2 separate regions of the Homo sapiens genome follow, and region 1 is linked to region 2. Evidence: chromatin loops called from intact Hi-C (ENCODE). Cell type or tissue: K562. All regions are shown on one strand. Links, peaks and the distances in the headings refer to the core of each region. The heading gives the core; the rest is flanking DNA.

The links. Hi-C counts contacts between places; a loop is a spot of excess contacts. Peaks named below come from ENCODE experiments on the same cell type or tissue, not always from the same donor. Only the 100,000 strongest peaks of a DNase experiment are listed, where the experiment ranks them.
Region 1: a loop joins it to region 2, with 7 times the contacts of the local background. A loop is called at or near these places in 2 of 110 quality-filtered maps.

Annotation. Positions count from the first base shown.
Region 1 is chr6:108,287,563-108,303,998 of GRCh38, forward strand. It overlaps AFG1L (AFG1 like ATPase), which reads left to right and starts at 7,492. Exons shown (of 13, transcript NM_145315.5): 1 at 7,492-7,656. The coding sequence starts at 7,518. It also overlaps the pseudogene RNU6-1144P. RefSeq lists an enhancer at 7,344-7,833. In K562, for the core only: a CTCF peak has its summit at 7,373; DNase peaks (open chromatin) are centred at 7,299 and 7,839; H3K4me3 peaks cover 2,313 bases.
Region 2 is chr6:108,353,735-108,370,170 of GRCh38, forward strand. It overlaps AFG1L (AFG1 like ATPase), which reads left to right. Exons shown (of 13, transcript NM_145315.5): 4 at 1,920-2,021; 5 at 2,956-3,086; 6 at 12,499-12,598. Among named protein-coding and RNA genes, the nearest start is that of AFG1L, 67 kb to the left of the region's middle. RefSeq lists an enhancer at 11,641-12,183. In K562, for the core only: a CTCF peak has its summit at 6,975; a DNase peak (open chromatin) is centred at 7,927; H3K4me3 peaks cover 344 bases.

The DNA of each region.
Region 1 (16,436 bases), core at 2,758-10,757, 66 kb before region 2:
TGGGGTGAGGTTGGAGGTTCAGGGGAGGAAATGAGGTGATGTAATTCAAAGGATACAAAGTAGCAGATCTGTAAGCAGTCTATAGTTAATAAAATTACACAGTATTTGAGATTTTTTGCTAAATAAGTAGATTTTAGCAGCTCTTGTCACAGAAAAATAACTGTGAGATGACAGATGTTAATTTGCTTCACCATAGTAACCATTTTACAATTATATGTATCCTATAACATCATTTTGCAAACCTCAAACATATACAATAAAATTTACTTAAAAAATTAAAATGGGCTCAAAATCTTAGAAGCATCACTTATTTCATGAAGAAGGTAAAGTAATCTTTTCTTTTTGCAGATAGAAAATAAATTTTGTATTAAGACTACTCATTTAGTCATTTAACAAACATTTGAGTTCCTTATAACCTAGGTACTACTATAGGCCCTGGCGACATGGCAGTGAACAAAACAGACATAAATCCCTGCCATAGGGAGCTTAGATTCTAGGAAGAGTAGTAAGAGCAGGTAATAAGCTAATAAATTAGTAAAGTACATATTATGCTAGATGGTAGTAACTGTTGTGGAGAAAATAAAGCTGGGAAGAAAGAAAAGGAGTGCTGGGCAAGATTGTAATTTCATATAGATAGTAGTTAGGAAAGGCCTTAACTAAGAAGGTGTCATAAGGAAGTAAAGACAAGAGGAAGTGAGCCAAGTAGATATTTTGGAGCAGAGCATCCCAGGCAGAAGGAACAGGACATGCAGAAGCTTCAGGAGTGAGAAGCTGGCTTGGTGAGTTCCAGGAATAGCAAGAAAGCCAACGTGCATGGACAGAGATGGGACGGGAGAATGGTCTGAGATGAGATCAAAGAGGTAGTTGGTACCCTCATCATGAGACCTCATAGGCTGTTTTGATAACCGAGTGGCAGGGTAAGCCACTAGTAGGTATTAAACACAGGAAAGTAATGATGCAACTTAGAATTTTAGAAATTATATATGGCTCTTGTAACCGCCCAATGGTTTCATTTTGTCCGCTGCCCAGATAGAGTCGATTTATCAAGACAGGGGAATTGCCATTAGAGAAAGAGTTTAATTCATGCAGAGCCAGTTGAACAGGAGACCAGAGTTTTATTACTACTCAAATCAGTCCCCTGAAAATTCAGAGACTAGGGTTAAGGATAATTTGGTAGATAGGGGGCCAGGGAGTCAGGAGTGCTGATTGATTTACTATCACTCAAATCAGTCTCCCTGAAAATTCAGAGACTGGGGTTAAGGATAATTTGGTGGACAGGGGGCCAGGGAGTCAGGAGTGCTGATTGATCAGGCTGGAAATGAAATCAAAGGGAGTCAAAGCTGTCCTCTTGTGCTGAGTCAGTTCCTGGGTGGGGACCACAAGACTAGATGAGCCAGTTGATTGATCTGGGTGGCACCAGCTAATCCATCAGGGTCTGAAAAATATCTCCAGCATCAATCTTAGGTTTTACAGGTGATGTTATCCCTAGGAGCAATTGGGGAGGTTTAGATCTTGTGGCCTCTAGCTGCATGACTCCTAAACCATAATTTCTAATCTTGTAGCTAATCTGTTAGTCCTACAAAGGCAGTCTGGTCCCCAGGCAAGAAAAGGGTTTGTTTTGGAAAAGGGCTATCATCCTTCAAAGTTAAACTATAAACTAAATTCCTCCCAAAGTTAGTTCAGCCTATACCCAGAAATGAACAAGGACAGCTTGGAGGTTAGAAGCAAGATCAAGTCGGTCAGATCTTTCACTGTCATAATTTTCTCACAGTTATAATTTTTGCACAGACAATTCCCCTGTGTGGAGAACAAACTGTAGGGGTAGAGAGTGAAAGCAAGGAGACCAGTGACAAGGCAACTGCAATAATCCAGGAAGGAGATGATAGTGACTTGGATCAGAGTTGGTGGTAGCAGTACTGGCAGTGAAACATGATGGAATTCTGGATAATTTTGAAGATGAAGCCAACAAAATTCACTGAAGGACTGGGTGTAAGGTGAGAGTGAATGGTGAAAGCAGAGGATGATTCCTGTGATAAATGGTTTGACCTACTGGAAGGCCAGTGTTGCCATCTACTGAGATGAAGAAGGCTACAGACGAAGTGGTGGAAGTGGGAATCAATTACTAGGTCCTTTCCTCCCTAGGGAGGTGGCTACAAGAAGAGGAACAAGAGTATTGAGGAAGGCCGGGTGCGCTGGCTCACGCCTGTAATCCCAGCACTTTGGGAGGCTGAGGCAGGAGGATCACAAGGTCAGGAGATCGAGACCATCCTGGCTAACACGGTGAAACCCTGTCTCTACTAAAAACACAAAAAATTAGCCAGGCTTGGTGGCAGGTGCCTGTAGTCCCAGCTACTCTGGAGGCTGAGGCAGGAGAATGGCATGAACCCAGGAGGCAGAGCTTGCAGTGAGCTGAGATCGCACCACTGCACTCCAGCCTGGGCGACAGAGTGGGACTCTTGTCTCAAAAAAAAAAAAAAGAAAAAAGAAAGAGTATGAGGAAATGGTGAAATGGTATCTTGGCTGCTTCATGCCAATGGCCTATTCCATCTGCAGTCTGTCTCTGTCAATGGCTCAATGGCATCCTCTAAAATGGCAACCTCATGAACCTGGAAATGGAAAATCCCAATCACCCATATTTATTATGAATTACCATCTCATTTATTTAGATCCTACTTGAAAAATATTTTTCTTTTGCCTTTAATGAGTTTCGTGAATTTGCTACTTGATGTTCTGTAGCACTTTCTTCTACTTAAAAATTTCTGCTGGGCACAGTGGCTCACACCTGTAATCCCAGGACTTTGGGAGGTTGAAGCAGGCTGATTGCTTGAGTCCAGGAGTTTGAGACTAGCCTGGGCAACATGGTGAAAGCCCATCCCTACAAAAAATTAGGTGAGTGCATGGGGCATGCCTGCAGTTTCAGCTACTCAGGAGGCTGAGGTGGGAGGATTTTTTGAGCCCAGGAGGCAGAGGTTGCAGTGAGCTGAGATCATGCCACCGCACTCCAGCCTGGGCAAGAGTGAGACCCTGACTCAAAAAAATTTTTTTCCACTGTTTTCAACCTTAGAGTGCATTCCTTATTTCTACGATTCTTGGATATCATGAATCTGTGTTGTCCTAGGCATACCCTTATTTTATTTTATTTAAAAAAATGTTGGCCAGGCAAGGTGGCTCATACCTGTAATCCCAGCACCTTGGGAAGCCAAGGCAGGTGGATTGCTTGAGCCCAGGAGTTTTGAGACCACCCTGGGCAACATGGCAAAATCCTCTCTAATAATACCAAAACAAATAGCTGGGCATGATGGCGTGCACCTATAGTCCCAGCTACTAGGGAGGCTGGGGTAGGAGGATCACCTGAGCCTGGAAGGCAGAGGCTGCAGTGAGCCGAGATCATGCCACTGTACTCCAGCCTGGGTGACAGAGTGAAACCCTGTCTCAATCAATCAATCAATCAATCAATCGATAGAGATGGGGTCTCGCTATGTTTCTCAGGCTGGCTGGCCTCAAGTGATGCTCCCACCTTGGCCTCCCAAAGTGCTGGAATTATAGGCATGAGCCATGGTGCTGGTCCTGTTCCTTATTTTAGGCTTGGATATTATTCTTCTCAATTTCTATTTACAATAATTTCTGATTAACAGTTTGTGTATACTGTATATATTATCTCATTTAATTCTCACAAAACCTGTGAGGTAGCCAACATAGAAACCACCCTAATTTTATAGATAAGAAAAACAGGCTGGGCGTGGTGACTCAAGCCTATATCCTCAGTATACTGGGAGGCTGAGGCGGGAGGAACACTTGAGGGGCCTGGGGAATATGGGGAGAACCTGTCTCTACAAAAAATGTAAAAATTTTAGCCGGGCATGGTGGCACATGCCTGTGGTCCTAGCTACTCGGGACACTGAGGTGGGAGGATTGCCCTCTTAAGCCAGAGAGGTCAAGGTTGCAGTGAGCCGAGATCCCACCACTGCACTCCAGCCTGGGTGGCAGAGAAAGACCCTGTCTCAAAAAAAAAAAAAAAAGAAAAAGAAGAAAAACAGAGAGAGCTTGAATTAGTGACAAAATCAGAGCTGAAATATAACTCCTGACTCAGTATGTTTTCTATTGACCACTTTCTTTCTTATTTCCTCATTTCTTTCATTGTATTTGTCCTTCTCTAGACTATTTTAGTTTGGTTTTATGCTTAATATTAGATGCCAGAGCTACTTGCCATTTTCTCTAGGAAGATTTTTTAAATAAGGACAAGAAAATACCTTGTAATTTTATGACTTATTTCAAATAGTTTTCCTGACAATGTTAAAAAATTTTTTCAGGCTAATTATTTTGTTTAATTTGTTTTAGGAATTGCAGGAACAGCAGGATTAATGTTTTAATAAAATGGTTTACAATGGCTACTTAGTCTTCTGGTCATTCTCTTGACTACATCAATTATAATATAATTGAATACATCAATTACAATCTAAGTTATTAAGTTAATCTAAGTTATTTCCCTCTAAATTAGCTTACATTTGTACAAAATAAAGTTAATTTCCTAAGTTTCTACTTGCACAACCATGTGAAAATTTCCTGTAGGTCTTCTTTGGCATCAAATTATCCATGAGTGCTTATATCACCTCCATAATTATTAAGCTGTTGGAATTTCTAATAAAGGATAATTTCATTGGCCAAGGCAAGTGATTTTTCGGAGCAAACATAATGAAATCTAAATACTCTCTGAGAGTCTTTTGAGTGTGATAAATACATATGCAAGTCAAGGGAGAAACAATCAGATTTTTCAAAAGGTCTTTCACAAAGTGTCACACCAAAAATTAGCAACAAAATAAAAAAAAAATCACCATAGTATGGAAGAACAGTTTGTCATGTCAGGCAGTGGAATTACAGAGAGAAGATAAATAGTACGTGTAAATTGGCTTATTTTGACAGATACAATCAAAATAATTTTTTCCATGAATGATTTGACCAAGTTGGTAGAGACGTCTCTAAATTATTATACCGTGCTACACTTTCTCTTTCTTGTTTCTTTGGAATCCCTCTTCTAGTGTGGACCAACTGTCTGACTTCCTAGAGTTCTTCTTAGTGTAGTCTTTTCATTTGTTTTCACACAACTGAAGTTTCTCCTTCCTATACTCCAGACTTTCTTGCCTGCCTGACTTCACTGTATTCCCTGTTCTTGGAAGGTCTTTATCTCTTAAAAGTTAAGCTTGTAGTGCTTGCTTTGGCAGCACATATATTAAAATTGGAACGATACAGAGATTAGCATGATCTCTGCGCAAGGATGACACACAAATTCGTGAAGTAGTCCATGTTTTTAAAAATTAAAAAAAAAAAAGCTTTAAAGCTTGGGATGGTGGTTGGCACCTGTAGTCCCAGCTACTGGGGAGGCTGAAGCAGGAGGATCATGTAAGTTCAGGTGTTCAAGGCTACTATGCACAATGATGGAGTCTGTGAATAGCCACAGCACTTGGGCCTGGGCAACATAGTGAGGCCACTTCTCTTAAAAAAAAAAAAAACAAAAAACAAAAAAACAAAAGTTGAGTTTTTAGAAGGCCTTTTTGATTTACCAGCCAAACTGCTCTCTCATTGATTCCACAACACTGAATTATCTTTTAGCATGATCTCTGCGCAAGGATGACACACAAATTCGTGAAGTAGTCCATGTTTTTAAAAATTAAAAAAAAAAAAGCTTTAAAGCTTGGGATGGTGGTTGGCACCTGTAGTCCCAGCTACTGGGGAGGCTGAAGCAGGAGGATCATGTAAGTTCAGGTGTTCAAGGCTACTATGCACAATGATGGAGTCTGTGAATAGCCACAGCACTTGGGCCTGGGCAACATAGTGAGGCCACTTCTCTTAAAAAAAAAAAAACAAAAAACAAAAAAACAAAAGTTGAGTTTTTAGAAGGCCTTTTTGATTTACCAGCCAAACTGCTCTCTCATTGATTCCACAACACTGAATTATCTTTATTTTTAAAAAAATTTATTCTAAAAGTCTTTGTATTTTGTTCCCTCCCCCTTCCCCCTTCCCCTCCCCTTCACTCCCCCTTCCCCTCCCCTTCACTCCCCCTTCCCCTCCCCTCCTCTTCTCTTTTCTTTTTTTGAGACAGAGTCTCGCTCAGCTGCCCAGGCTGGAGTGCAGTGGCACGATCTCGACTCACTGCAGCCACCCTCTCCCGGATTCAAGCGATTCTCCCTGCCTCCGCCTCCCAAGTAGCTGGGATTATAGGCACCTGCCATCATGCCGGCTAATTTTTGTATTTTAGTAGAGACAGGGTTTCACCATGTTGGCTAGGCTGGTCTTGAACTCCTGACCTCAGGTGATACGCCTGCCTCAGCCTCCTAAAGTGCTAGGATTACAGGCGTGAGCCACCGCGCCGGGCCTTCTCTTTTTTTTTTTTTTTTTGTTTTTTTTTTGTTTTTTTGAGACAGGGACTCACTCTGTCTCCCAGGCAGGAGTGCAGTGGCACAATCCCAGCTCACTACAGCCTCCACCTCCTGGACGCAACCCCCACCTCGGCCTCCCTAGTAACTAGGACTACAGGGCACAGGCCACCATGCCCAGTTTTGTATTTTTTGCAGAGACAGGATCTCGCTATGTTGCCCAGACTGGTCTCAAACTCCCGGGCTCAAGCGATTCTCCTGCCTGGGCCTCCCAGGCATGAGCCACCTAGCCCGGCCTGTATTATCTTTTCTGGAATTCATCTCGCTTACTGGATTGCCAGCCTCTTCTGGACAGCAATTTGTACTCCTAATTCGCTTATTATAGTATGTCAAAGCATTTATTGTTTAATCAAATTAGGGCAGATCAATGAGAAGTTACCCTTCGGATACACTGTCCCATGACTTCTCCGTCCACCGACAGTCCTTCTTAGGCCCTTGGCTTTCCCATGCCACTTATACAATCTTTCAAAACATTTGAGTGCGTACCATTTATATTATTCAAATACGAAAAGGGAAAGCGGTAGGCGCACATTTCAGGTACTCGTCAAAGATGAGTTGGACGCTGGAGATAAAATAAAAAATGGGCCTACCATTTAGGGAGGTGTGACGAAGTGACACCACTCTTCCGTTAAAACCCGAGGGCCCATTGGGTCACCTCCATTTTATTCAGGTTTCGGAATCTCGGTCATGTGAGCTAACTTAAAAGGCTCAAGAGTGGTTACCTGCCTACCCGTCATAATCACTTCCCAATTCCTTGAAAACTTCGGGTTCCTCGGCCGGCCGCCAGCGCCGGGCGGAGAATCGCCCTCCCTCCCACTGCCCAGACTGGAGCTGCCTGTTCCGTTCCACCCCGCCCCACCCCACTGCATGCTGGGAGTCGTAGTCCCGGCTGGCAGCGTCCGGAAGGACGGGAGGGCACGGGAGTGCAGCCCGCCCATGTGGCTACTGGAGGTCACGTTCCCTAACTGATCCCTTGGTTCTCTCGGGTGGAGCCTTCAGCGTGCACGGCGGGGTTTGACTTTGCCACCGTCTCTCTTCTGGGTTCCAATAAAGTTTTCCTCTTCCTCTCCTCGTACGGAGTTCAAGATGGCGGCCTCCTGGTCGCTCTTGGTTACCCTGCGCCCCTTAGCACAGAGCCCGCTGAGAGGGAGATGTGTTGGGTGCGGGGCCTGGGCCGCCGCTCTCGCTCCTCTGGCCACCGCCCCTGGGAAGCCCTTTTGGAAAGGTCAGTGACTGTGCCATGAGTAGTCCGAGCCGACTGCATATGACTGGAGAAGCCTCTGGGATTACCCTCCCTGTCCGATCTACCCCAGGTGTCTCCTGCTTTCACGAAGCTGAGGGCTCCTCGAGAGGAGTTTCCATTTCTCTTGACCTTTTATACTGTCTGTGAATGAGCCCTGAGCACTGAGGGAAATGACCCTGAGTGACTTTCATTTTGAGGGTCAGAGGTTGACTCAGAGTTTGTTCCTTCCGGGACGTTTAGAGAGCTGAACCTAGTGGGAGTGCCTGGCTTGAAGAGATGCAGGTGTGGGGTTGGGGCCTGGGGACCCCTACCCTCTGCGTTTTCCAAGCTCTCGGGGCTGGTGACTGACGGGCACTGGAGGAAGAGCCGCGCCTGGGACCTCTGCAGGCCCTGATGTCTCTCGTGATTCTAGGAAGGAAGGTCCACACACATTCTCAGATTGAGGGATCGATTCTTGGTGTTCTTTTCAAGTCACTAGGGGCTTCAGTGGAATTATTTTGTCACCGGGCTTTCTTTCTCCCTGGCTTCCTTCATTCAGTTATATGTTCATGAATGAATGAATGAATGTATATTCTGAGTAACCAAGAGTGCCAGTTTTACTGCTCTATTCATGTATTCGCACTAAACTGCACGATTTTCAAAGGCAAGGACATTGTGTCATTGTTTCCTAAGCACTTAGCGCAATGATTGGTACTTGACGTGCAAATATGATTTTTGAGTGAATGAATGAATGAAATTATTCTCCTTGTCTCCCTCATCCACATACTCGTTTTCCTTTTTCTCAAATCCAAGCAACCCCTGTAATATACCTTAATAGATTGATAGACCTTAATAAGGTATATACCTTAATAGATTATTTATTAATTTAGCTAAAAATATGACAATCTTTGACCCTTATCATCAATGCAGTTGAAATTAATACTAGAACTTTGATTAGGTCACCTTACGTCTTTCTGCAAAGATTAGCATAATGCATTTAGTATAATGGAATAGGCTCCACACACTGCCTGGGGGTAGCCCTGATCTGCTGGAGTAGTCGTTAAAAGTAAATAAATAAATAAAGATATAATGGAATATTCTGGTAGTGTAAGCTGTGGATTATAATATAAATTTTATTTTTCATTTTTGGTAGTCAATAAAAGCAAATGCTATAAATTTCAACAGGTGCAAGAAAGAATATGGCAAAATGTAAGGCTTTTTTCTATCCCTATCCCTTAGCTGCTTAGTTTTTCTCCTCAGAGGCAATCTGTGATACTAGTTTCTTATGTATTCTTCCAGATATATTCTGTGTATGTATAAGCATATACATATATAGATAATGGTATTAAAAAAATAGAAGTAGTAACATGCTGTACACATTGTTTTGTGTATACAGCAGTTAATTCTGTTAATTGTTAATTTCTTTTTAAATTTAGTAGCTTGGAGATCATTCCATATCAATACCATATCAATTTCATATGAATAGAACTGCCTCGTGTTTTAAGTTTTAAAAATAGTATTCCATTCTATGTATATACCATGATTTATGAACATTAAAGATTTAAGGAGCATCATTATAACATATAAAATTCACTGAATGCTTATTCTGTGTCATACAATATACTAAGTACTTTCTACATACATTATCTTATTATTCCTCATTATCCTCATTTTGGAGATCATGAATCCAAGGTTGCTGAAGTTATATGGCTAGTAAGTGTCAGAACTGGATTCAAGTGAAGGCTGTGCTATTAATCTATACTCACACTTTCTCCAATACACAAAATTTAGCCAATTCTGGGTGTGAAGATTTGATGAAAATGCAGTTAGGTTAGAGGTCCATTTAATTGTATCTAAGGACGCTCCCTTCCCCTCTTTATTTTTATTTTGTTTATTTATTTATTTTTTTGAGATAGAGCCTTGCTCTGTCTCCCAGACTGGAGTGCAATGGTACAATCTCGGCTCACTGCAACCTCCACCTCCTGGATTCAAGCAATTCTCCCTGCCTCAGCCTCCCTAGTAGCTGAGATCACAGGCACCCACCACCACGCCTGGCTAGTTTTTGTATTTTTAGTAGAGATGGGGTTTCACCATGTTGGGCAGGCTGGTCTCAAACTCCTGACCTCAGGTGATCCGGAGCCTCGGCCCCCCAAAATGCTGGGATTACAGGCGTGAGCCATGGTGCCCTGCCCCCATCTTTAAATAAAAGGAAAATTTTAGTTGAAATTTTGTTCAGTATTCAGAGTCTGATTTACAAATCGATTTTCTATCCCTTTCCTGTTTTTTTGGGGGGGTACATTTCTATTTTACCTTCATTTTTCATCTTTTGAAGTCTACTATTTAGTACAGTGTAATGTGGCTGGGTGTGGTGGCTCACACCTGTAATCCTGGCACTTTGGAAGCCTGAGGGAGTAGGATCACTTGAGCTCAGGAGTTTGAGACCAGCCTGGGCAACATGGCAAAACCCCCTCTCTATAAAAAATACAAAACTTAGCCGGGTGTGGTGGTGCACGCCTGTAGTCCCAGCTACTTGGGAGGCTGAGGTGGGAGGATCACTTGAGCCCAGGAAGTCGAGGCTGCAGTGAGCTGAGAGAGATGGCGTCACTGCACTGCAGGCTGGGTGACAGAGTGAGAACCTGTCTCAAAAAAAAAAAAAAAAAAAAAGGAAAAGTGAATGAACCTGAGTTCTAGCCCTTGAATAGCCCATAGTCTTGAGAGGCATATGGAATTATGGTAGCCAGCATTTGATGAGCCCCTTCTGTGTTCTAGGCACTTTGCTTGCAGTTTCTGTTTCATAATTTAATCTTCATAAAACTCTATAAAAATTATTGTCTTTATTTTATAGATGAATAAACAAGGATGGTCACCCAACTTGGATTTTAAACCCAGGTGTTTTTGCTTCAGAGTCACAAACTTAACTGCTATTTGTACTAGCTTTTTAATGTAACAGTGAACATTAATAACATATTGTACCATGATCTAAGCCTGTTTGAAGTGTTATAAGACTGCAGAGGAGGAAGCAGCTCTGCTTGGAGAGGGGAAGAATTTTTTTTTTTTTTTTTTTTTTTGAGACAGAGTCTCGCTCTGTCACCCAGGCTGTAGTGCAATGGTGTGATCTCTGCTCATTGCAACCTCTGCCTCCTGGGTTCAAGCGATTTTCCTGCCTCAGCCTCCTGAGTAGCTGGAATTACAGGCGCCCGCCACCACACCCAACTAATTTTCGTATTTTTAGTAGAGAGGGGGTTTCAACATGTTGGTCAGGCTGGTCTTGAACTCCTGACCTCAGGTGATCCACCCATCTTGGCCTCCCAAAGTGTTGGTATTACAGGTGTGAGCCACTGTGGCTGGCCAGATTTTTTATTTTTAGCAAAAGTGTGGATGTGAGCTGTACATGGCCCTTATTGGTTTATGGTCTCTGAGAGAGCAGTTAGAGATGAAGCTGTAAAGGTGGGCTGATGTGGTTGAGAAGAGTCTCTTACAGTATGTTAAGATGTCTAAGCTCAGTGGGACACTAGTGGAAGTTTCTCAGGAATAGAAGTGATCAGATCTATTTTAGCATGATTTCTCTTGTGGCCACCTGAAAAACAAACCAGAAATGCCTGGATGGGAGAATACTGGAAGCTGGGTGATTATTTAGGAGGAAGCTGAAGTAGATAGAGTGTTAGGGAGTGGTTTAGGGGCTGAATTACTGCTGTGGTGAAGGAGAGCAGGGCAGCTGAGGGAGGGAATTCAGAGACACTTCTTTGATAGAATTAACATACTTGGCCAGGCACAGTGGCTCATGCCTGTAATCCCAGCACTTTGGGAGGCTGAGGCTGGCGGATCACCTGAGGTCAGGAGTTTGAGACCAGCCTGGCCAACATGGTGAAACCTCGTCTCTACTAAAAATACAAAAATTAGCTGGGCGTGGTGGTGCATGCCTGTAATCCCAGCTACTTGGGAGGCTGAGGCAGGAGAATCGCTTGAACCCAGGCGGCGGAGGTTGCAGTGAGCCAAGATCACACCACTGCGCTCCAGCCTGGGGGACAGAGCAAGACTCCATCTCAAAAAAGAAAAAAAAAAAAAATAAATTAACATACTTGGACATACTTGGAAGAGACAAGGAAAGGGAGGAGTGAAGGTAAATTTAGGTTTCCTATTGCAGGTGAAATAATGACATAATAAGTAAAAAGTAAAACAATAAAAAAGCAATTGAGGTTTCTGAGTTTGGGCAATGTAATCAAAAGAAACAAAACAAAAATGAAACTAAATGATAGGGCCAAAGGATTTTAGAGGGATATTCAATATGGGGCTTGTTAAATTTGAGGCATTTATTATAGTTCCAGGTAAATAAGTCTAGTTAGTTGTAGGACACTTGGGGATCTGAGACTAAGAAAGAAAATATGAGGTATTGGGAGCCATGAGAATAGAAGAATGAGCCTGGGAATATATGTGTAGGGTGAAAAGAGCCTGTGGCTTGTGCCTGAAATCCCAGCTACTCATGAGGCCAAAGCAGGAGGATTGCTTGCGGCCAGGAGTTTGAGACAAGCCTGGGCAGCATAATGAGACCCTGTCTCTAAAAATAGAAGAGAAAAGAAAAGAAAAAGCAAAAGCTGAGGGCTAGTGCTTGAGGAAACTTGACATTTTGTGAGCAGAAGAAGGGGGCCTCATAGAGTGGTCTTAGGAGACTAGGAGAGAAGCCAGGGAGGGAAATGTTTATAGGTTTTCTAAAACCTAAAAATTAGCATATCTGAAATTCCATTTTCTTTAAGCTAGCCTTAGAAATTAAATGTATTTCATAGAAGCAAGGTAATATGAGGATCACATCTTATGATTTCTTTTTATTATGCTGACAATATAACAATATTATATTTTTAGGTGCCTCTATTAAATGATGATTCATATTTAACTCCACAATCTCTTTAGTATACATACATAGGAGTTTATTCCCTATTAGGGTTTTTTTTTTTTGAGGTGGAGTTTTGCTCTTGTCGCCCAGGCTGGAATGCAATGGTGCAATCTTGGCTCACTGCAACCTCTGCCTCCTGGGTTCAAGCGATTCTCCTGTCTCAGCTTCCTAAGTAGCTGAGACTACAGGCATGTGCCACCACTGCCCAGCTAATTTTTTTGTATTTTTAGTAGAGACAGGGTTTCGCCATGTTGGCCAGGCTAGTCTGGAACTCCTGACCTCAGGTGATCTGCCCAACTTGGACCCCCAAAGTGCAGGGATTACAGGTGTGAGCCACCAGACCCATCCCCTGATTAGGTATTAATGTGAGTAGAACTAACCCTCCTATATATGAATTGGTATAGTTTATTTTTTATTTATTTGTTTATTTATACATATTTTGTTTCTCTTTTACATGTTACTTGCCAAGGTACAATTTATTAGTAGTACATATTACTAGTTAAGAAAATATTTGTCTTTGGACTTACTGTCTGTTTCCCTTAATACTCACTGGTTATAGCGTTTGAACTTACTTTTTTTTTTTTTTTGAGACTGAATATCACTCTGTCATCCAGGCTGGAGTGCAGTGGAGCGATGTCGGCTCACTGCAACCTCCGTCTCACAGGTTCAAGCGATTCTCCTGCCTCAGCCTCCTGAGCAGCTGGGACTACAGGCGCACGCCATCACGCCTGGCTAATTTTTTGTATTTTTAGTAGAGATGGGGTTTCACCATATTAGCCAGGATGGTCTCGATCTCCTGACCTTGTGATCCGCCCGACTTGACCTCCCAAAATGCTGGAATTATAGGCGTGAGCCACCACGCCCGGCCTGAACTTACTTTTAATTATCCAATTAGATGAATATCTTTATGTGAACTTATTTCATGTTTCTTGGATTTTTGTTAATATTTATTATATTAGAAAAGAATGTCATGCCTATCCCTGAGACTGATTATCTTTATGATAATGGAGGATTTTGTGGTGCTGGTGGGAGTATAGCAGTAAGGCCAACCAGGGGTCACTCTCATCGCCATCTTGGTTTTGCCTGGCTTCTTTACTGCAAGTTGTTTTATCAGCAAGGTCTTTATGACTTGTATCTTGTGCCAACCTCCTATCTCATCCTGTGACTAATAATGCCATAGCCTCCTGGGAATGCAGCCCACCAAGTCTCAGACTTATTTTACCCAGCCCTTATTTAAAATGGAGTTGCTCGAGTTCAAATGCCTCTGACATTTCCCCCCACTCCCTTTTACAAGGGAACCCTTAATAAGTGTTGAAGAGAAACAAAGATCTATCTTCTGCAACTTCTTCAGGCTGAATAGGGGCAATGCTATTCCTGCCTAACTATTAGGGTCTCTTGTATTCAGGGTAGAGAGGAGCTCAGTCAGAAAGCGTTGGTATGGCAAGGGCCATTCATAACTCTTGAGTTCTGACAAAAGGTGATATCTAGAAGATTAATAACTGTTCAGTTTAAAAGAACATTGAGTAAGCTTATCCTGCATTCCTTCATGAAGAGTACAATAGCAATATATTCCACAACAGTAAGGTAAAATAAATAAAATTATCCCAAGTAAATGAACTTAGAAGGCTTTCCATGAACGGGGCAACTGTTGGAACCACGCTGATGTGGGGTTGCTAGGTGATTCCAATATGTGCCCAGGATTAGAATATTGATCCAGATTTTTACATTACCCATCCCTCTTGTTTCTTCTGAGTAGCAACCAGAGATCACTGATTGATTTACAAGAATAAGCAGAGCCAGTCTAAATTGCAGAAAAACCTTAAAAACAACAGATGAGACTAGATTTTTTTTTTTTTTTTTGAGACAGAATCTCGTTCTGTTGCCCAGGCTGGAGTGCAATTGGCATGATTTCAGCTAACTGCAACCTCCGTCTCCTGGGTTCAAGTGACTCTCCTGCCTCAGCCTCCTGAGTAGCTGGGATTTCAGGTGTCCACCACCATGCCCTGCTAATTTTTGTATTTTTAGTAGAGGCGGGGTTTCACCATGTTGGCCAGGCTGGTCTTGAACTCTTGCAGGTGATCTGCCCGCCTTGGCCTCCCAAAGTACTGGGATTACAGGCGTGAGCCATCGCTCCCAGCCCGAGACTAGAATTTAATAACAGGTATACCACAGTTCTTGAAACATAATTTTTCTCTCCGGTCTCCCATTTTTACTAAAGACAAATCATGGTAAGACTGATTTGCTTTGTTATACTTGGCCTGACATTTGTATAAAGTGCAGGAAAAATAATTATTTTTCACATAGGCTTTTAAAATTGACTTTGATGGAACTCTGTTCCATAGAAGGAATCTCAGATAAGACTTTTTTTTTTTAAAGCCGAGCCCAGCCATGGGTTTGTACCCTCAAATACCTATGAGTTGAGTAAATACCTCTTCTCTTGAGGTTCCGAGATAACTTGGGGCTCCTGGGCCTGTACTTTACTTATTTACTTACTACAGGTCAGGAACCCTGGGCACGGACTGTGTAGACAAGATACGAGGCCAGTTTCCAAAGGAGCTTTTATTGGCGCTATAAGTCAAGTTTGATTCCTTAAAGGAAAGCACACCACTCCAGTCAAAACCTTGGTAAAATAACCAGTTTCTCCAATTGTGCCCTGTTACAAATGAAAACAGATTTTTATTGCACTTATGCAAATAACTATTGCCGTAAGTTAAGATACTCACTAATAATTTTCAAGTTCTGGAGAAATCAGGTAGAGAGAAACAATTATGCTCCAAATTTTGTTTATAGGAGTATACTTTGCTTAATTGTTAAAAGCTGTCAATAGCTCAAAAAAAAAAAAGTTTCCTTGACTCTGGAAATCGGAGTTTCGCTCTGTCACCCACTGCAACCTCCGCCTCCCAGGTTCATGCGATTCTTGTGTTTCAGCCTCCGGAGTAGCTGGGATTACAGGTGTGAGCTGCCACACCTGGCTAATTTTTGTATTTTTAGTAGAGATGGGTTTTGCCACGTTGGCCAGGCTGGTCTTGAACTCCTAATCTCAAGTGATCTGTCTGTCTCAGCCTTCCAAAATGTTGGGATTACAGGCATGAGCCACCATGCCTGGCCTTTTTATTTTTTTAAATTAGAGACACAGTCTCACTATATTGCTTTCCCTGGTCTGGAACTCCTGGGCTCAAGCTATCCTCCTGCCTTGGCCTCCCGAAGTGTTAGGATTACAGGCGTGAGCCAACATGCCCAGCCTGGTCTCTAATTTGAGCTCAAGTGATCCTCCAACCCCAGTCTCCAGTAGTAGACTTCAGGTGTGTTAGCTCTATCTTCTCTCCTAAAAGCGTTATGGATGCTAGCTCTTCCTGGTGTCTTTTGCCTCTCTTGCCCAAGTTCTCTGTTGAGGACCATTTCTACTCCTTGCCTGGAGATACCTGATACTTCAATTTCCAGAATCTCTTTCATAACCTCTTTTTACCATCCTGCTTATCTTTCTTATTTCTTCTCTTCATTGCTCCCATCCCAGAAGCTACTCTATGAACATGTTATCTATCCATACTCTTGACCAGGTGGCAGTTTTCAACAAGTTTTTAAGCCTGAGCATGTAATTCTTTATAGTCGTTCCTCCATTTCTTCATAATATCATTTAAATGCAACTCCTGTAGATTCCATTTTGAAATTCTCATTTATATATGTGTGTGTATAAAATTTAAACTAACATAACAAATGAATGGGTTTAAAAATCTTTTGAAAAAAATTAGATCCCTTAGATGTCTTTATTAAATAGTATGTGAACAGGGTGAATATTAAGGAGTTACTCAGTATGCTGGGCCATGCCTGTAATTACTTCAGAATAGCTTTATTCAGATCTTTAGGCATTATTTCACTGATTTGTTATCATGAAATT
Region 2 (16,436 bases), core at 2,958-10,957:
ACTTTATTAACTTTTCTGGGTAAATATAATTATTTAAAATCTACTGCTAATCACTATATCAAGAGATACTGTACTGAATATTTTTGCAATGAATGACTTTCCATCAAAGTGACTTCTTTATTAAAAAAATGTTTGGTGGATTGTTTTTTCATATACAAAAGCACTCTGACATTCAAATGGCATGGGCCCAGTGTCATCTTGTGGCTTGAAGGAAACCCAAAAGATAAGACTTAGATCTTCCTACTTTCTGAAGTGCCTTTGGATTCTAGTAATTGCAAAGGAATTACTAGACAGGAAGTGATCTTGTGGTGGTGGGAGATGGGGAAGCAGGGAGGATGTGAGACTGGACTAGCACATGCTAGCCTGGCTTACTGAGGAATGCCAGGTACAAACTGAGCTTGGGCCACTGACCCGAATGCCCTAGGCTTTCTGAGAGGGAATAAGGCATTTTATGCTACCTGCATTAAATGCTCAGGCTGTTGGATATTCAATTACAGTAGTTTCCCCTTATTCACAGAGGATAGTTCCAGTGGATGCCTGAAACCTCACATAGTACTGAACCCTATGTTTTTTTTTTGTTTTTTTGTTTTTTAAGATGGAGTCTCTCTCTTGTCGCCCAGGCTGGAGTGCAGTGGCACGATCTCACTGCAACCTCCGCCTCCCAGGTTCAAGCTATTCTTCTGCCTCAGCCTCCTGAGTAGTTGGGATTACAGGCACCCACCACCATGCCCAGCTAATTTTTGTACTTTTAGTAGAGACAGGGTTTTGCCATGTTGACCAGGCCTGTCTCAAACTCCTGACCTTAGGTGATCCACCCACCTTGGCCTCCCAAAGTGCTGGGATTACAGGTGTGAGCCACCACGTCTGGCCTATATACTATGTTTTTAACAGAGAAGGCCACTAAGTGACCAACGAGAGGGCAGTGAATACAGTGTGGATATGCTAGACAAAGGGATGATTTATGTCCTGGGTGGGATGGAACGGGGTGACATGAGGCCTCTTCATGCTACTCAGGATAGCCACACAATTTAATATTTATGAATTGTTTATTTTTGGAGTTTTCCATTTAATATTTTTAGACTATGGTTGATTGTGGGCCTTGAGTAACTGAATTCTCAGATAAGAGGGTTCTACTACTAATGCGATTGTAGTCATTAAAAGTTTTAGAGTGTTGAAAATTAGATAATTTAATTACAAGGATTGACTGTATCAGAATTTCCTCAAGTAGGCTTTATTTTGAGAGATCTATTTTCTCAGCTTTTTAAAAATAGAAGTGTTACAATTGACAATTCTCTAGCTCTAATCTACATATATGATTCATGTTCAATATTTATGTTAGATACTAATCTTTATATTTCATCTTTCTTCTCTTTTTTTTTTTTTTGTTTTGAGATGGGGGTCTCGCTATGTTTCCCAGGCTGGTCTTGAACTCTTGGGCTCAGGCAATTCTCCCATCTTGGCCTCCCAAAGTGCTGGGATTTTAGGCATGAGCCACTGTGCCCAGCCTCTTATTTTTCATTTTTGAATTTTCCCATAGTGCCTAAAACAGTTCCTTATGCATAGTAATGACCCAGTAAATATTTAATTAAGTTATTTTATTTATGCTAGTGTCTTTTGGAAGAGAAGACTGTAAATCTTGCCAGTTTATGCACATAGTTTTCAGGGGGAAATAGCCCGTGTAATGTTAACTAAATGTTGTATTTCCTATAAACAGGATTTTAACAGAAAAGAGTAATATTAACATTTTATTTTTAGCTAGTTTAACATACAAAGTAAGCTCCCCCTTCTAAAGAAGTGACATAGTCTTCAGCTTCCTAGCGGAAGAGTATGGTTTCATTATCTCAAAGCTAATGAACAATCATTACAGCAATCAGTACATACTATTTAATAGTATTCTTAAAATTTTTTTTATTTTTAAGGTACAGGAAAAACAATGGTGATGGACATGTTTTATGCTTATGTGGAAATGAAGAGGAAAAAACGGGTTCATTTTCATGGTTTCATGCTAGATGTGCACAAAAGTAAGCAATGATCTGAAAGAAGTGATTTTTTCAGTGGGGAAACGCTACAAAATGGTTTTCTTCATTGAATGAACATATACTCTTTAAAAATTAGATTTTTGCTTGCAGTAAGATTTTATTTGGTTCCATTTGTTTTGTGCTATGTTGAAACAGTCAGTAATGTGTCCAGAGTTGGTCCTTAAGACCAATTTAATACTTTCAAATCAGAGAACAGAGATTGCTGTATGAAGCTCAGGCATTTTCTGTTTCTACTAAGGGCCAATAAAAAAATGTTAAAAATGCACCTGTTTAAATAAGTGATTCTTGATTAGGCCCTTTACTCTGTGTTACCTTAGCATGTAGGCATTCAGTTTGAGTACGCATGTAAGCTTTATTGCTTTGCTAGTGATCTTACGTTATTTCACTTTTGCATGATTTGTTTACCAGCTGCACTGTAACCTCCCCAGAGCAGGAATCATGTGTTTTTTTCCTCTAATACTTGTAGCATTTAGTACACACATAATGAATGAAGTGGACTGGCCTTAGTGTATTAGGCTAGAGATAAGGGTGCATTTCGATTGCATATGCTAGACATAACATGCACTACTTGGGCAGGATCACATCCTCTGCTCTCATCCCTGAAATAAAGGACTAAGGTGGATGTGTTGATGCATCTAATCACTTGTCTATTACCTTGTCATTTCTGAAATGATTAAAGAGTAGAAATGAAATGACCTTGAAGTTTCCTTACAACTATAAGAACATAATAATATTTGAACCAACTTATTTTGTAGAGAAAATGCAAACAATTTCAATGATCAAATTTGATTTTACATGGAGTTTAAACTTAATTTTATGTCCATACTAAAGTTTCATTTAGAGATTTTAAAAATATGTTATAATTGTCTAAAAAGTACTAATATATTTCATCTGTGTTTAATTTCATGCATTTAAGGAATACATCGCCTTAAACAGAGTTTGCCAAAAAGGAAACCAGGATTCATGGCTAAATCATATGACCCAATAGCTCCCATAGCCGAAGAAATCAGCGAAGAAGCATGTCTCCTATGTTTTGATGAATTTCAGGTAAAGTAGAGATTTTTCATAGATATAGAATGGTATATTGAATGAGGTATGAAGATTTAAATTTTGCTCCTGATTTTATCATTGGTTTATAAGGTGATTTGACACATTATCTCTTACTGCTTCAATTTTACTATCTAGTTCAGGAGCTGGCAAATCACAACCTGCACAGCTGCACAGGGCAAATCTGACCTTCCTGTTTTTTTATGGTTAGTGAGAAAAGAAGAGTGTATACACACATACACACACACATGCACGTGCACACACACACACATATTTTAAGACACAGGGTCCTGCTCTGTCACCGAGGCCCAGGCTGGAGTGCAGTGGCATAATCAAAGCTCATTATAACCTCAAACTCCTGGGTTCAACTTCCCGCCTCAGCTGAGTAGCTGGAACTATAGGCTCATGCACCATACCTAGCAAATTTTTAAAAACAATTTTGTAGAGATTAGGTCTCATTATGTTTCCCAGGCTGGTTTCAAACTCCTGGCCTCAAGTGATCCTCCAGCTTCAGCCTCCCAAAGTGCTGAAATTACAGGCATGAGCCATGACACCCAGCCAAGTTTTTGTAATTTTAAAGGTAGCTGAAAGAAGAAGAAGAAGAAAAAGAAGAAAGTACAAAAGAGACCCTATATGGCTTGCAAAGCCTAAAATATTTACTATTCAGTCTTTTATACAAAAAGTCTGCCCACCTCTAAATTTTGGTCGATGACTGTACATCTCCCCTACACCACAAAGATAATGTAATTATTATAAAACAATGTCTTTAAAGATGTTTAAGTATTTTTAAAAAGTGTTATATAAAGAACAAGTGATTCATCTCATTTAAGCCTCACAACATATGTATCTGTGATAAAGGGAGGGAATTGCCTTAGTTGAACTTTTAAAGTTTCTCTTAGTTTTAGGATTCTCTGAAATTATGCGTTTAAATTGGTAGTGAGTTATTTCCTGTTCTTCTGTGTTTTATAATCTGGATTAGTGGGAAGATGATATGGCCAAGATGCTTTTATCCCAAAGCATGCATGATTGGTCTCCTTTAGCAACTGGTACACATAGCTAACAATAGTCTAGATTTATGATGGAGGGGAAAGAATTTTCACCAGCAATGCTGTTACACTAAACCATCTGGGGAAGAGGGATCTTTGCTTCTTTCTGCCTTCAGTCATAATAAGACAGACTGGACTCACCTTTGTATTTGGAACTGCAAAGGTCTTCCAAGTAAAGGCTTTATGGAAAAGAACAGATGCTCTCCTGCCGCTCTGAAGAGGCATACTAACCACATCAATGTTTTGCAGGAGAAGGGCCTCATTGAGTCGTTTGAAAAAGCACTGACTTAACAGTTATGCTGCTTTCAAGAACAAAAGTCAGTGGTGAATCAATAGAGGCCATTTCTCTTGATTTTCCATTACTAGCCTTTTAACCAAATATCTCTAAATAAAACTGAACTGGCATAGTTACAATTTTGATTAAGGTATTGAAGTTAAATTTTTAAAGAGGTTTATTAATACCTAGCCTTTGTAAAATGATCCGTAGTTTACAATGTGTTTTTACATCCTTATCTCATTTAATTCTGCAAAATAGTTGATATCTCCACATGGAGATGAGAAATCTAAAGGCATTAGAATTTCCTAGGTATCATGTAAAAATCATTACCCTTAATTTTAAAAATGTAGATTTCAAAACTTTCAGAGAAATGATTGGCTTTTTTGTTTTTATTTTTATTTTTTTTGAGATGGAGTTTCACTCTTGTTGCCTAGACTGGAATGCAATGGCGTGATCTTGGCTCACTGCAACCTCTGCCTCCTGGGTCAAGCGATTCTTCTGCCTCAGCCTCCTGAGTAGCTGGGATTACAGGTGGGCGCCACCATGCCCAGCTAATTTTTTTGTATTTTTAGTAGAGACGGGGTTTCACCACGTTGGCCAGGCTGGTCGCGAACTCCTCACCTCAGGTGATCCACCCGCCTCAGCCTCCCAAAGTGCTGGGATTACAGGTGTGAGCCACCAAGCCCGGCCTGATTGGCATGTTTTTATGGCATAAGCGTATTGGAAGGCAAGACTAAGAAGGTTAGGATGCTATGAAAATCTGGCTGTGCAAAGCACATGATCCTGAAGAAGATACAGAGCAAGCAGGGCAACTTGCCCAGTCGGTGCAGCAGACATAGTGTCTAGGGCTCATGATACTTTTAGGGATCAAGAAAATATTATAATTTCTTTTAAAATTTGTGGACATAAATGAATATATCAATAATGACTCCAGCCTGTATCTGTCTATTTTGTATTATATTTGTCCTTATACCAACATAGTCGTAATGTTTTTTTAATTGAGGATGGGGCTTATGAAAGTAAAAGTTCCTAGGGCTTACAAGAGTCATAATGCCACCTTGATAGTGAAGTCCTACCAAAAACCTGCCTGGTTGTACTGACATACGCCATTGGGTTTAGATTTCGAAAGGTTGATATATAACTAGAAAGAAGGAAACAAAAACAACTGTCAGAACACTAATGTTCCAAATGAACTGAGTCTTGCAAAGAAATGCAGGCCACAGAAAGGATTTTTCAGATTACATGTTGAGTGTAAGGGAGATCCAGGGGAGACAGGCTCTTATAAAATGCTGCTTGCTGATGGAGAGAAAGCAGATGTGATAGAGATCCCTGTTATTGCCTGCCCTGTCCAGATTGCTTTGATATTTATTCATTCATTGACTTATTCATCTCAAGGATGCCTTGAAGGCCCTTATTCCGTATCACAGGACAGGGCCCTATCTGTCCCATAGCTAAATGGACCATGCCTGGACAGCTGATCTATAAGTAGCTAATCCACAATCTCCTCAGCAGCCTTGGACTTGTATGGTGTGGCTTGGCGAATGGGCCAGTCGTAGACCCTCTCTATTGAATTTCAACTAAATGGCACAGAGGGAAGCTCTTCTTAGTAATGAAACAGAAACAAAGAAATATAGAAAGTAATGGAGCTCCAGTTCCCATAAGGTGCCATCAGTATTGTCCCCATCCTGGAGTTTCAAGTAAATCTCTTTTCTTCAGCTGGATCTCCAGTGCCTATTTCTTACAAACAGTCTTGATGAGAATAGAACTATTCAAGTCATATTTTGCTCCCATCTGCTATGTGAAGACGTATTTCCCTATGATCTGTAAAAGATAGCATAAACATTGGTAAGAAGTACTGTGAGGAAATGTCACTTTCCTTAATATGAAATCTCTTACCTCCAGTGGAAGAATTAATCGGTGAGCTAAAGCCCAGGAAGAGAAAGATGAGGTATCTGCTAGGAATGCTTTTGGCCACAGGAAACAGAAAACCCAACTTAAAAGGGCTTGTACTCTAACGGGGAAATATTCTGTTATATAAGGTAGTGTCATTTTCCTTGCTCAAACCCTTCTGCTTCCTCTCTGACCTTGTCTCCTACAGGTTCAGCCTCACTCATTGCTTCCTACTGTTCCCAATACTATTTTCTTCATAGATTAAGGAACCGCAGTTAGTAGTTGGGTATTATACCAACTACTTATTTCTTGCAGGGCTCTGAAGAAAACATGCACAGAGATGACAAAACAAGACAATACCAAATTGATTGCTTTCATTTGATCCCAAATTTTAGTGTAGCATTTTTTTTCTGTTCCCAATTATTGCATAATATAGCATTCTTGTATGTTAGAGTTGACAACATGGGAGACCCTATTCCCCTGAGCAAGTTTGGCCTGAATGTCCTAGAATGCAAAAATGTTAATAGTCTTGCTCTTTTATTTCCTTTACAATTCCAACTTGAATCTTGGAGATTACTGCTGCACGCAAGAAAAGGCTGATATCTGCATATACCCAGTGTTAGCAGAGCCAGAGAAAGTGAAAATATAAGGGCAAGAGTGTGCCCCCTAAGGGAAGAAGTGATCTCTGCTAGTTTCAGTATCCTGAACTGTCTTCTACAGGTCTTAAAGAAGTTTCTCCAATACACCAAAATTAGATGATCACAAGTCCAAATCTCTACTTATCCCCCTTCCCTAAAACTCAAGAGGTTGAAATATACTCCAAAATGTTGCTGCACCAGCACTCTGATCCCCACCATCCACACAATGTATAATGAACAAGCAGAGCCTTTGCACTGGGGATTCTTTCTGCACAGAGTGGTCCCTCTGTTCTGAGAGCCCCCAGCTAAATTGGGGTTCCAGCACCAGAGCGGCTGGCAACCCTGCCCTAACAGGAAATGCAGGGAGCTGGACATAGGTGTTTACAGCATGCCTTTCACAGGGTACTTCTTTCACCTGGAGGATGGCCTAATGCCTGGTTGTCTGACCCATGACCAGGGGGTCCCTCACACAGGAAACTTGTTTATACTGGCATATGCCTTTGTGGCTCTTCTCTGACCTATGTCCAGTTTATGCCTGTCTGACCATTGCTCTGGCACTGGGAGCCTGATCTTGTGTTCTTCCTGGCATCCCAGAAAAATCCTGGCCTGGCGCAGACCCTGGTTCTTCAGATGGAAGGTGCAAATCAATACACCACTACAATAGAAAATAAGTTCAAAGATTGATTATTTACAGATGCTGGGCAGGGAGGGAGCAATGAGTCAGAAGGCCAGTCTTTCGTCTCTGGTCACAGGAAGCAGTAATGAAGAGTCAGGCAGAGAGAGAGAGTATGGCAACTAGCAGCATGCGTGTATGTGTGTACTTTATATATATGTAGGAATAGGACGGGGTAACTATGTTTGTGAGCAAAAGCCTGAATGGTTCATTTAAAGTAAAGGAAGCAGCAGGAAAAGTGAGGAGCCCCATCTTGTAAGCAAGAGCTATGCCTCTAAGCTCTTATCTCTGGCCACAGGCTTGAGCCATTGGGTTCTACTTTTAATGCCTAGGCAGCAACCGTTGCTGTGTGGTTTCCCTCACACCCTAACATATTCCTAAGAGGAACTCCCTCATTTCATCATATCTTTGCTCAATTACCTCCTTAACAAGGCCCATCTTAACACCCTATTTGAAATTGCAGCTTACCGTTGACCCCCACACTTCTGGTGCCCCTTACCCACCTTTTTTCCCATATCATATATCACCTTTTAACATATTATATGTAATTTACTTATTTATTGTGTTTATTGTTTATCTGTATTCCCAGAATGTAAACTTGAAGGCATGAATCTTTATTAATTGATGTCTCAGGTTTCTAGGACAGTGTCTGAGAATGAATGAATAAGTAGTGAATAAATAAATGAATGAATGAATGAATCTAATACCAAATGAAAACTGTGGAAGTGGTTCCCATATTAAGTCCCACTCCCCTTACATATAATAGCATTTCTCAAGCAAAATCAGCATTTACAGAACCCAAGGTATATTATAACTTCAACCCACATTTTTTCCTGTCATCATTCTGAATTATCTGAACATTTTTGTCTAATTGAATACATAAAAAATGGTGTCTTGTTTTAATTTGTATTCCTTTAGGAAATAATATGGTTGATTTTTTTTCATGTTTGTTTACATGCTTGTTAAATCCATCTTTTATGAACTATTTGAGGTATTGCCCATTTATTTATTAGAATGCTTATATTCCATCTATTATATATGTTCTATAATATTAGTTACTGTTTATTGAGTGTTTTTCTATGTGCCTGTGTTCTTAATAACTGTATAATGCTAAATATAATTCTAGCTACAGCTAAAATTCTATGTAGCTATACATTAATAATACAGAATTATATTAATACTAGCATATATACCATACATAGGTAATAGTCAAAGTTAATGGTCTCTCATTTCTTGAGAGTTTACTTTATGTCTCATAACAATATTGCAAGGTAAGTATTATTACTGCTTTCGTTGCATTGATGAGGAAATTGAGGGTCAGAGAGGTTCAGTAACTTGACCAAGGTCACACAACTGGTAACTAACAGTTTAAGTCCAGCACTAATGCTCTTGTTTACCAGTAACAGCTATGCTATACATTTTCCTTAGTATATAAAGTCTTGTATTATGTGTTTAAATATACAATTCTAGAGCTGGGTGGGGTTTTGGTAGATGTTTTAGTGATGGAACCTAAAAATTATCCTTAAGCCTATTAAGCCTAGTACAATACTTGCTGATTTATTAAAAAAGAGTTTTTAAGGCACTTTATTCTTAGTGACAGTATATCTACAATCACCACTTCACTTTTAAAATGGAATCGTATTAGTAGCCTTGATTTTTAGCTAGTTATTATTGGCCTTTAGGTAGTGTTAATTAATATAATATTTATTTTACTAGGGAGACGAATGGTAATTATTGCTGCTTAAAAACATGGATATACTCCTTTTTTGTGCTCTTGAATTTAAGGAATTTTAAAGATTATGTTTTGGTAAGCATTCAGATTACACTTGCAGAATGCTCTTCATTAGTTTGGTCTTCCTTACTAAGTGTAGAATTTCAGCTTTTTTTAACTTTTAGTTTCAGGGGTGTGTGTGCAGGTTTGTTATATAGGTAAACATGTGTCACAAGAGTTTGCTGTACTGATTATTTCGTCACCCAGGTACTAAGTCTAGTAGCCAATAGTTCTTTTTTCTGCTCTTCCCCCTCCTCCCACCCTCTACACTCAAGTAGGCGCATTTCAGTTTTACCTGAGGTGTTAGATACACGATTCTTACCTTGGTTGAGAAATGTGTTTGGATAGTTTTTTTTTGTTTGTTTTTTGTTTTTAACATGTGTTTTGGTTGGTGAAATAAATAATAGCTTATCTTCAGAGTTTTCCTTAGGATCTTCATTATGTCCTCTTGGAATATTTATGTTACATGTTAAACTGTTTATGATTCTGAAGACATCAGATTAGTGAGGAAAACTGATTTTTAAAAATGTTATTTCTTCATATCTCTTCTGAGAGGGACACTAAATAGATGTTTTACTAATATGGGTCCAGAAAAAAAAAAAAGAATTCTGATGAGCAGAAGATCATGCAAAATTCTCCTCTATCAGCTATCAATATCATTTAAAAAATAGGTTTAACCATTTTTATGAAGCAGGAAGAAAGCTATTAAAAACTGCTAATAAAAAATAGGTGCTTATTTTTGTGCTAATCCTAATTACTGATAATGCATGCTTATGTTTGTCACTCATTATATGGCACTGTACCAATCAGTGGATGACTGAGACTCAAGCACTCACACATGTAAATTAACCATTAGATTTTTTTTCTTTTTTACTTAAGTGAGTCATAATGGAAAGCAACTCTAGGTTATAAAAAAATCTTTTCTCTTTAATGCTAATGAAATGTCTCCACTCTCTGTATTAGCAGACTACCCTTATTGGTAATCTGTAGCCTTCTCTTTTGTTCGTGGTGGTAATGAAATGCTGGGTACTGAAAAAGCCAGCTCTCCAAGAATGTGTGGCCAATTGTCTTCTGTTCACTTATACTGTAAAATTACCGTTCCCCGGCAAGGCCGAACAAGTGCGGGGACAAGATCAAAAGAGTATACATTGGCACCCGGCTACAGCAAGTGACTCCTGCTTTATTAATTAGTCATAGCTTCTCCAAGCTAATTTACTCTGATAGGGCAAAAACATTCTGAAATATAAAAACAGCAAATTATAACTCAACTACAAGCCTTTACTGTTTGCTTTCTTCAACTTTCAGTTTAAACCTTTGCATTATGTTACAAGCTAAATGTCCCTTCAGTTTTCTAAACCTTAGGGCACAAAAGCTATTTTACATTTTTTTCAAAGACATTAATCATACAGTCAAATGACCATTTTTATTCTCTAAAATCGGGTAAACTTTCATTGATACTGTTCTTTTAAAAAGTCAGTGTATTGGCAATGTAATTTAAAAGTGCAGTTGCTATTAAAATGTGCAAGCTCGTTCTGTCCTCTCATCAGAAATGCCACTGGTGTTCAAGCATTTGAAAAGGACTTTCTCTGTCAGTGTTTTTGCGGAAGCCAAATTTGACAGTGATCCTAAACTCCAAATTAAATAATATCAGCACCACTTTCCTTTTCATTTAATCACCATTTTGAAGTTCCTGAAGTCTTTTTAATGTAAGGAATCTTTAGCAGTTTTTTAGTTATAACCTGAGACAGCCAAAAAAAAAAAAAAAAAAAAAGTACATCTCTATTTCATGGTTTTGTTGTTTTCAGGTGGGAAAGAAGATATTAGCTGTAAAAAGAAAAGTGATTTAGACCTGTGCAACCCAGGTTATTGTTAATTGCATTATAACCATTCGGTTTGTAACTTTTAGTATTTTGATTTAATTGAAAGAATTCACCAATTTTTATGTCCTCTAATGGGGTTTAAAAATAACAATGTACTATATCTTGTGGATATATGTAAAGCAAGTTGTACTGAGATTATTTGAAATGTGCTATCAAAGAAAGATCAAAACATTTTTACATTGGGAGTATCTAAAGTCCATGTTATTATATACTTAGGGGAAGTTGCAATGATTGATGTCAATCTTCATTACACATTTATTTTTGGAGTCAACTTCTTTCCCTTCTTAATTGTTGTCTTTGTGAATTTTAAAAGCCTTTAGAAAAAGTTACATCATTAAGCTTACTTCGTAATTGTGAATTTAAAAAATAATTTTAGAAAAGATCAATAAACCTAACTTGGATGGAATAGTTTCATCTGTATTATGCATTTCTTGTATTGTCACAAGTTATTTTTTTAAGGGACTATATTAGCCATTCTTGAAAGGTGGTTTTTTTTGTTTTTTTTTTTTTTGGTAGAAGGAATATTTGTGTTTGTGAAGGTTAGCAGAGGCTGGCTGTGCTGGAAGTGACTGCAGTGCCTTTTGATTATTCATGGACAGTAATAGAAGGCACTTAAAAAGAACAATGAAATTGCTTATTTTTGTGATGGGCCATCTGTTGAATTGTTTTGTGCAACAATTGCACAATAGTATCTATGTCATATCATTCTATTTTCAACAGCAGCTGATTATGTCTCACTGGCTACTTGTCCTTATTTCTAAAGGCCCATGACCATTTAAAGTCACCTTTCCAGGGACCTTTGCCAGAAAGGTATTAGAAATCTCAAACAGCCTGTGTATTTTATTATTATTATTTTTTCATCTCTCTTTTTTGAGGGGGTGTGGGAAGCGGGTGGGAAGAGGAGGAGGGTGTTGGTCATGTTAGTTCTAATTAATTAGACTTCCTAAATGTTTAGGACAATTATCTATGCTTTCCACCTGTAGTTCTATAAAAGAAGTTATCATAGAACCATTTGGTAATTTGTGTAGAAATGATAGGCTTGCAAAAAAGAAGAGTCAAGTTTAAAAGACTGCTATACAGTGTTTCATGCTTTTAATTATCTACTCTTTTCTTCATGATGATAATTAGAATTTTTCTCTTGGAATTTACTTCCATCTTAAAAAAAAAGATGATCCACTAGCAAATTTGTTACAGCAGAAGTGAAATTAAAATAAAACAAATGTGTTGTTGTCAATAGGTCACTGACATTGCTGATGCCATGATTCTGAAACAGCTTTTTGAAAATCTGTTCAAAAACGGGGTCGTCGTTGTGGCAACATCCAACAGGCCACCGGAAGGTAAAAACAAACATTGTGCTAGTCTCATCCAATTAGGTGGAAACTAACAAGCTTTTAAAAATCCATAATTTTGAACTAAATGTATTGTGTTAATAAATCTGATGACTTTGCTTATTATTAGTTTTATAACTGGCTTAATCTGAAAAATCAGTTGGTATTTGCATTTGAAAAGTTTTGTATCCTTAGCAAGCTAAATCCAGTTGATTCCCATGTTTGGTGCACTTGCTGTTTTTTTGTTTTTTTTTTTCCCTAAATATTAGATATGTCATATGTGCTTAGCAAAAAATGCAGGCCTTTTGGACTGCTTTTTATGGCCCATAAAAGAAACTCAACCAAATGAAAGACGAAACTCATAATTAAATTTTAGAAAAAGACCGAAAACTTGCTTGCATGAATAGTTTCTAATACTTCACTTAAATTATCATTTCTAAAAAAGCACTTGTGGCTTATTAGGAAAGTACTTAAAAATTAAAATACAAGTAATATTTAGATTAAAAACAACAACTTTAAAATCTTGCATCTTTCAGCCCATCACGTGCTCAGTTAAAGGTCTAAGAAACCACAAATATTTCATGAGAGACTTAATGGGAACATCTTTCTGCCTGGAGTGCTGTTTCTCCAGATATCTGCATGGCTAAGCCCTCACCTCCTTTGTCTTTGCTCAGAAGTTACATTGCCAGTGAAGCCTAGACTTGTCTCCCTGTTTGAACCTGCAACACATCCCTTTCTTCTTGGTGCTGCTTCCCTTTACCCTGCTCTCTCTTTTACCCATAGCACTATGGACCTACCATATAATTTACTTATTTATTATATTTATAGTTTATTGTCTGTTCCCTTCCAGGATACAAAAGCTTCATGAGGGCAGTGATTTTTATCTCTCCTGTTCTCAGATGTGTTCTCAGCACCTATAACAGTGTCTTACACATAGATGGTTCTCAGTAAATAGTCTTAGAATGAACATTGGATGATTGCATGTTTTAAAAAGATCTCTCTGGCTGCAGTGTTGAGAATAGAGTGTGGGTATGGGGTTTCAGGGTTAGAAGTAAGGAGACCTTTTAGGAGACTACTGCAGCAATCCCAAGGGGAGGGGAGGTGATGGAGCAGTAAAGTGGTGAGAAGAGGGCAGGTTCTGGATGTACTATATAGGCAGAGTCAGCAGGATTTACTGATGGAATGGAGCTAGAGTATGAAAAAAGAGAGAGGGATCAAGAGTAACTCAAAGGTTTTGGCCTGAGCAATTGGAAGGATAAAGTTGCTGTTTACTGAGATGGGGAAGACTACAGAAAAAGCAGATTTGGTTAGGGAGGTGGAGGTAGGGGTTTCTGTGGTGACAAGGGGGATACATATAAGAGTTTGGACTTCATTGGAAAAGTCTGGGCTGGAGATATACATTTGGAAGTTATCAGTCCTCAAGGAGGCAGGAAAGAGCAGCTGGTGAGGTAGGAGGAGAACCAGGAGAGTGTCAAGTGAGGAAAAGAAAAGTAGTACAAAAAGAATTGATGATTACTTCTGTTAAGTGCTGCTACAAGCTGAAAATGAGGTTGAGAATTAACCATTGCAATTAGTAACATGGAATTCATTAGTGAGTCTGAAAAGAGTAATGCCATAGTGGGAACTTTTTTTTTAAAGTAAGCTATGCCACATTGATGGTGTATATTGAATTTTAAATTGCTAACAGACCCAGATCTTACTATGTAGCCTGCTGTGAAACTAGGTCTCTCTCATTCTATGTTTGTGTAGTGGATTTCTTTTTCTTCTATTACATTTCAGCTTATTAGTCTTATGTTGTTCCATTTTATTGATTTTTATTGAAGTATTTTTTATTTTTATTTTTGTTTTTTGTTTTTATTTATTTATTTTTGTTTTGCAAATGGAGTATGTTTGAAGTATTTTTGAAGTATGATTCTAATATAATTTTTTTTTGGCTATCCCTACTATGACATTTATACATTTGATAATCATATTTCTATGTCTTTAGCCATTCCTTAATTAAAATGTGTAAATCAGATAGGACTAAATTAAGTTACTTGTTGCATACCACTGGAGGCCTTATCTTAGGAAGACATCAATTAACTAATCAACACCTTTTGGATCCAGTTATTCAAACAATTATAGTCATACCTCATCCATTGTACTACAAAAGAATTATGAGTGATTTTGCAGATGTACTTATTAAAATCCATATAATGTTATATACAGCATTCTTGTGATTAACTAGTGTTAGCCACCCTATGAGCCAAGGGAGTGAGCTTTTTAATATTAGATCTTCTATCTAGGTGGAAGTGAAACTTGTCTCTACTACAGCTGATGTGTTGATTTGACAGTGGCATCAGTATTACCTTTAGACATTCAGTGACAAGCTATGCTCGTAAATAGCAAAGAGCTAGAACAATTTTGGAAGCCCTTTAGCAAAGACTGCTGAAAGGATAATTAGGCTGCTCAGACTATGGCAGTGTGGTTAACTAACTGAGGAAGGACAGCCACCAGGAGGGATTAAGGAATGTTTTGCAGCTCCTAGCTTTGTAGGAGTGAACAAAGCTACCGGTGTGTCAGGGTAGCCTGCAGAAATCTGAGCTGGAGCCACCCTTCTGGAGAAGACTGTAAGTTCAAGATGCGGAATTGCAAAAATTGGACAAACTTAGAGAAAGCCTTTTCTAAATATAAACAGTGGAAGGAATGGGATGCTTGTCACAGACCAGGTTTTTTAGCCACAGCAGACAATCATCATAAATAACTTAATATTTTAAAGTAATGAAGATGACATGTATATGTGTGCGTGTGTGTGTGTATAATTTTATTTGTGGAGAAAAAGACTCAGAGAGACTAAGCATATCAGGAAGAGGTAAAACTGTAAGACGAAGAATGAAGCAGTGATTGCCAAGGTCCAGGGTGAGGAGGTGTTTGACTACAAAGGGGCAGGCTCAGGATGCAACTGCTGCATCCAGATTGTAGTGGTGGTTACATGTGCTAAAAACTCATAGAACCGTAGGCCAAAAAAGTTACATATTATAAGTAAATTAAAAACAAATGACATGGATAGTGAATGACAGAACAAAGACTAGAACTTAGGTTTTGTGACTCTTTTTACACATTGTTTTCTATCTTTTTGCCTTATGGTCATCACTGATCTCTGTCTATCCTGTCCTAGAGAAAGAACGTCCTTTTCTTAAAACAGCAGCTCAAAGTACTGTATTAAAAAAAGGTGGGAGGGGGAGAAGAAAATAAAGAAGAGTGTCCTCTTTTCCAGCCATCAAAATGCGTTCAACTTTTTTTAGGTCACAATTTTTTTTTTTTGGAGACGGATCCTTGCTCTGTCGCCCAGACTGGGGTGCAGTGCGCGATCTTGGTTAACTGCAACCTCTGCCTCCTGGGTTCAAGCAGTTCTCCTGCCCCAGTCTCCCAAGTAGCTGGGATTACAGGCACCCACCACCATGCCCAGCTAATTTTTGGTATTTTTAGTAGAGACAGGGTTTCACCATGTTGGCCAGGCTGGTCTTGAACTCCTGACCTCAGGTGATACACCTGCCTCGGCCTCCCAAAGTGCTAGGATTACAGGCGTGAGCTACTGCACCCAGCCCCAGATTGATCTGGCTGGCTGGCTGGCTGGCTGGCTGGCTATCTATCTATCTATCTATCTATCTATCTATCTATCTATCTTTTAAAATAGAACCAACTTCTTAGACTGCTACAAGAGCTGGCAGAGGGTTGAGGCAAAGCTGAGTGGCTGGAGAAATGACCCATTTGAGGTAGCCAGTGGGGCTAGAGTGGAGAGTGAGGGGGAGAAGGATGCAGTAAGGTACAAGTTGATCTGTAGAGGAAAGAGCTAAACCTTTTAGCG